Linked DNA regions of Homo sapiens: region 1 is linked to region 2. Evidence: chromatin loops called from intact Hi-C (ENCODE). Cell type or tissue: MCF 10A. All regions are shown on one strand. Each heading gives the region's core, and the rest is flanking DNA. Links, peaks and the distances in the headings are about the cores only.

What was found. Peaks named below come from ENCODE experiments on the same cell type or tissue, not always from the same donor. Only the 100,000 strongest peaks of a DNase experiment are listed, where the experiment ranks them.
Region 1: it touches region 2 in a loop (14-fold over the local background); 2 of 110 quality-filtered maps call a loop at or near these places.

What each region holds. Positions count from the first base shown.
Region 1 is chr6:154,275,835-154,278,752 of GRCh38, reverse strand. All of the region lies in intron 2 of IPCEF1 (interaction protein for cytohesin exchange factors 1), which reads left to right. Among named protein-coding and RNA genes, the nearest start is that of IPCEF1, 80 kb to the left of the region's middle. In MCF 10A, for the core only: a CTCF peak has its summit at 1,323; a DNase peak (open chromatin) is centred at 1,312.
Region 2 is chr6:154,455,939-154,458,856 of GRCh38, reverse strand. The region is part of intron 1 of CNKSR3 (CNKSR family member 3); the gene reads left to right. Among named protein-coding and RNA genes, the nearest start is that of CNKSR3, 53 kb to the left of the region's middle. In MCF 10A, for the core only: no CTCF peak of the experiment used is centred there; DNase peaks (open chromatin) are centred at 836 and 1,606.

The sequences.
Region 1 (2,918 bases), core at 280-2,779, 180 kb after region 2:
TTTTTACCTTTTAATCATATATATATATATTTTTACCATTGTTTTCCAGTACTTTTGAGACAATGTTGTTAAGTGATAATGAGAATCTTTGGCTTATTCCTAATATCAAAGGAAAAGGTTTCAACATGTCACCATCAAGCATGTGATGTAGGAATAAGGACCTTCTTACTTATTGAAAACAGTGGAGTAAGGACCTTTTTGTTTTGACCATGACAGGAATTTGGAGAGGGGTTGACTTGGCTTGGCAGTTCATCTTTGACCCATGTGACTTTAGCTGGGGTGGCTAGGATCGGAGGATCTCTACTTTCAAGATCACTTTTGCATCCATACGTCTGGAGCCTTGGCGTCTCTTGGATTCCCATTCTCTACTTGGCGTCTCATTCTCCCGGACCTGTCCACAGGGCTCAGCTCTTTGTAGCACAGCAGTGTCAGGAGACCTGGACCTGGTGAATGTCAGTCTGGCTTCTGCTAGAGCACATGTTCCTCTTTCAGATGTAAAATCCCATGAAGTGGTGCCTGTGAGGTCATAGAAATTGCAATTAAACATATCTGTTAAATTAAAAATCAATTTCCAATCTAAACTTTTTTTCTATGCAGGAGTTTAAAAATAATAATTTCAACGTTTGTCATAGCTGAATTTTAGTACTATGGAGTAAAGAAAAAAATAGGTGATTCCTTCTATTTTGTGATAACAAAGTTTTCCTTTTGAGGTTAAATGAAGGTATCTAGGGCAGGAGGGAGAGAGGAAGGTGCACGTGTGCATGGAAGATGAGGAGGTGGGTGCGGTACCCAGTGTAGGTGAGGTACGAGTGGGAAAGTGAGCATGTAAAGATGAGAGTGGGTGGACCACAGGAAGCTGGGCGGACCACAGGAAGCTGGCTGGAAAAAAAAAGTCTGGCTTTACCTAGTTAAAAGCAAGAAAAAAGCAACCCAAAGACAAGCGGAAAATCTCACAGGCAAAGTCTATAAAGGAATGGAAACAAAAAAATAAGCCCACATGTGTTCAGGGAAAGGTGAAGTAAAGTGGCTGGCCAGCTGCAGTCTGCTCTGTAATTTTTGTATTACTTCGCAGTAATTTATACGTAAGATAGTCTAATGAACAACAACAACAACCAATAAAAGAGCCAATGCTTCCTGGAAAAACAAATAGAACATTTTCTTTTTGAAAACTTAGATTTCTGAGTTTATGATTCTAGTGGTTTAAAAAAATGCGCTATTGAAATTGAAAGAATGTCAAATTAGGGAGTTGGACGATTTAATCTTTGGTCTTAAGCTAAATATTGTACTTAGGTGTTCTTCCACTAGGTGTCTCTTTGCATACATGTTATGATTTCAGAGAAAGCAAATCTATTCTTGACGGCATTCGCTTATGTGGATTGTGTCAACAAATATCTCAATTTGGGATGGGGGGTATTTAAGAATGACTTTAATTTAACAGTTCTTCCTAAAGAATAAATAGGTGTGTTTTAGTGACATCTCTCGTTCTTGCTTTAGATGTTTTGGAGACACTAACCCAGATTTTTCAGCAGATGCAAAATTGAGGTCCTTGTGCCTGTGTGGTTTCCAGCATGATATGGTTTAAGCCTTCAATTCATAGCCTGCCCATGTGGGATTCTGACCAGGACGTGAGCCCTTCATAGTTTCTGAATGAAGCCTCACCTAGGATGCGCAATTCCCAAACAAGCTGCATGCAGCTCGTCAGTGTCTCTTTCTGAGAGCTGTATTGCCTGCTGATCAGACCCTTCCAGACCACACAGTGGCAGCTGATCTATGATCCCACGAGTAGCCCTTTGGCAGCCACGTTATCACTGCTAGTCACCGAAGGTCCCTCTGAATTGTCTAAATTTGGTAAATAGCTTACTCATTCTAACTTGTCCTAAAGTTGAGGCAGGGCCAATATAAGTCAACAGATATTTGTTAGGTGCCTACTGCATGTCTTGCCCTGAGTGTCTGTAAGAATTATTAGACTCATTCATTCTCTAAGAATGTAATGAGATCTACTGTTTGCAAAAAGAAAATAAAAGCCTGCTTCTAAGGAGAATTTGAAAAGGCAAAGATTATTCTGAGACAGCACTGCTGATGACCATAGGGCCCTGGACCTGGAGTCTGAAAATCTGAATTCAAATTTGGCTTTAACTTGCTAGCTATGTAAACTAGTTAGTCCACCCACTCTGTATATTCGTTTTTTCACGTGTTAAAGTATAAGTTACTTTACAACCTTGCTGTGAAGACTGAAAACAGTTTGCAACAGTTCTGCCAAATATCATTATAAGAGCCTCCAAGAGAAGTCACTCTATTCTGGGCAAAGCAGCCCTCACCATGATTATATACAGTAGTTTATCTCCTTATGGTCTCTCTTGTCTGATAACCCTTGGGCACGACCTTTGCAAAATTACAAGGCCCCTAAAATGATCTTTTATTTCCTCCTTCCCTCCCTCCTTCCCTTCCTCTTTTCTTTTCTTTTTTTTTCTTTTCTTTTTTCTCTTTCTTCCTCCCTCCCTCCCACCTTTTCTCTTTCTTTCTTTCCTTTTCTCTCTCTCTCTCTTTTTCTCTTTCTTTCTTTTCTTCTGAGATGGAATCTCTCTCTGTTGCCCAGGCTGGAGTGCAGTGGCACAATCTCGGCTCACTGCAACCTCCACCTCCCAGGTTCAAGCGATTCTCCTGCTTCAGCCTCCCGGGTAGCTGGGATTACAGGCACCTGCCACCATGGCCAGCTAAATTTTTTTGGTATTTTTAGTAGAGATGGAATTTCACCATGTTGGTCAGGCTGGTTTCGAACTCCTGACCTCAAGTGATCCACCCGCCTCGGCCTCCCAAAGTGCTAGGATTACAGGCGTGAGTCACTGTGCCCGGCCCCTAAAATGATATTTCTTAAGGAAAAATCTAGCCAGACAAAAGGGGTTTTGGCTCCAACTCTA
Region 2 (2,918 bases), core at 159-2,658:
GTTCTTCAAATTAAATTTAACCACAAACCTCGAAGGATGACTGATAAAATCAGAGCTGCAATTAGTAGTGTGCGTGGGTGTCAGTTCTAATGGAAGCCTGCTAATCCACTGATGGGAAGCCTGAGAACCAGAACTAAGTGAGTTAGCCAGTGTTACTGGGGCAGGACAGGGAGTACAGCCAGGAGGAGAAATTGGGCTCATTTAGGTAGAAATCAGATTAGTGGCAGCTGGGGACGGGGCTGTAGGGAGGGAGTAGGCAGCAAAGGGGCCCGAGGGAACTTTTTTTGGGGGTGATAGGAATGTTTCTATCATGATTGTAGTGTGGTTGAATGACTGCCTGTTTGTCCAAGCTCACTGAGTTGTACCCTGGAAATTGGTGACTTTTAATGTCTATAAATTATGCCTCAAGAGAACTGACAAAAAGAAAATAATAAAGTGGCTCAAAAGTTGTAAGGAACCTCCTAAAACATTCAGGTCTTTCATTAGGGGAGGGGGGAGCATTTTCTATGGTTTTAAATTCAGTGTAACTGTATGAAATGATTCCTTAAAAAATACAACAAAAAAAGAAAAACTCACATTCCCTTAATTCCAGACTAGACTGGTGGAGTCTATTTTTCTGGTCGGCAGAGGTCATCATCACTCTGTACTCATCGCTGCTGTCAGTTATACCAAGGGCCTGTAAACCTGGGCCAGGTAGTAAATATTTTAGGCTCTGTGGGAGAGCCATACGTCTCTATCACAGCTATTCAACTCTGCCATTGTAGTACAAAAGCAGCCAGAGGCAATCTGTAAACCAAGGAGTCATGGCCGTGTTCCATTCAGACTTTGTTTGCAGAAACAGGCAGCTGGCAGGATTTGGCCTGGGTGCTGTTTTTGCCAACCTGTGCGTGACATTTTTGTTACTTTTGGAGAAACTCAGCAGAACAGGTGCTTACTGTGTCCTCACCAGTAGGGTGAGTTACAGGATGATGGGACTGCAGGGAGGTTTGGAAGAGGACGGGTCCCAAAGGACTTGAGATGCTGTGTTGAGCTAATGGACTGGGATCTGTAAAGGACAGGATGGTTTTGCTCAGATGGAATGATAGAGGATGAATTAAGAGGAAGAAGGGAGTGAGCATGGCCACCACTTTCTAGGTTATTGCAGAAATCCGGGCAAGACATAAGTTCAGCTGTGACAGTGACCACGAGCAGAAGGGGACATGGTGAAGGGATACTCTGCAGAGACAAATGACAGAACAGAATGCAGAGAACGCCTGTAGCTGGGATTACAGGCCACCACGCCCGGCTGTTTGCATTTTTAGTAGAGACAGGGTTTCACTATGTTGGCCAGGCTGTTCTCGAACTCCTGACCTCAGGTGATCCACCCACCTTGGCCTCCCAAAGTGCTGGAATTACAGGTGTGAGCCCCTGCATCTGGCCCACTGCTGGGTTTCAAACATAGTATTATTGAACAACCTCAAATTGCTATATTTAAATCAACTCTTTATCAACTAGTCCTGAAAATTAAGGCCTACAGACATCAACAAAACGAGCGACAGAAGAAAGGCATTTCCAAGTGATGTAACTGGGTGACTCATCTCACGAAAGGGCACTCGGAGGCCTACCAGTAGACCACCTTTCTGGCTTTTGGCATGCCCTGACATCAGCCTTGCTCCCTCCATTAATCATACTACGCTCACATAGAAGCCAAAACATGTCACGCTTCTGTTTGAAAGCTGTCTTTTTGTTCTTAGCAACATGTCATGTTTGGGGGAAGTTATAATATACTGGCCAGTGGTGTCAGTAAGTCGGGAAGGCTAAGGAGCTTTGATGTCAGGTCTTTACCATTTAATGTTTTTCAAAGTATTGGGAATTCTGAGAATATTGTGGTCAGGTGTAAATGTACCCCCCAAATCCTGTTTCCGTCCCTCTGGTTCAGATAATAATAAGCTGACCTACCCCTGAACCCCGTCTCCTTTGTAATGGAGGTCGATTTCCAGTAGAGAGTATCTTACATATAGTAGTTGCTTCCTAAAGTTTGTTGAATTAAATTGAATTTGTGTGAGTCTGTGATGATTCTCCTCGTGGAAGAGCATAGTCTACCAAAATCCTGTTGGAGCAAATTTTTGCATCACATGTCACTTTTTTTTTTTTTTTTTTTTTTTTTTTTGAGACAGAGTTTCATTCTTGTCACCTAGGCTGGAGTGCAATGGCATGTTCTCAGCTCACTGCAACCTCCATCTCCCAGGTTCAACTGATTCTCCTGCCTCAGCATCCTGAGTAGCTGAGAATACAGGGGCCCACCACCAAGCCCAGCTATTTTTTTTTTTTTTTGTATTTTTAGTAGAGATGGTGTTTCACCATGTTGGCCAGGCTCGTCTCGAACTCCTGACCTCAAGTGATCCACCCTCCTTGGCCTCTCAAAGTGCTGGGATCACAGACGTGAGCCACCGCGCCTGGCACATGTCACTTGTGATTCTTAAAAGTCTTGAGTGAGATGAGAGTCTACAAGCTTTAGCTAAACTGATTTCTGAATTTAATCATTAAAAAAACAAAACAAAACAAAACAAAAACCCAGAAAACAAAAAACAACCTGAAAGCACAAAACCCAACTCAGGTGAGAGTACTCAATGCAAAACATTGGAAGAACCACTCTGGGCTCCTGTATTTGAAGAATTGTAGCTTCTGCCAACTTGAGCTTGCTAAGCTGGAAGCAAAGCCACAGAAGGTGTGGTCTGTGGGACACTTTCCACTAAAGTGGTCATGATGACCATTTGCTTTCTGGGACCTAGTTCATCATCTGATTTTACTCTTTTACAGAAAATGAGAATAGCCATAGTTTTTTGTTGTTGTTGTTTTGTTTTTTGTTTGTTTTTTTTTGCATTGGGGCATTTACTCTAACTTCTTAGTCTTCATGTATATAATCCTTTCTACACTTA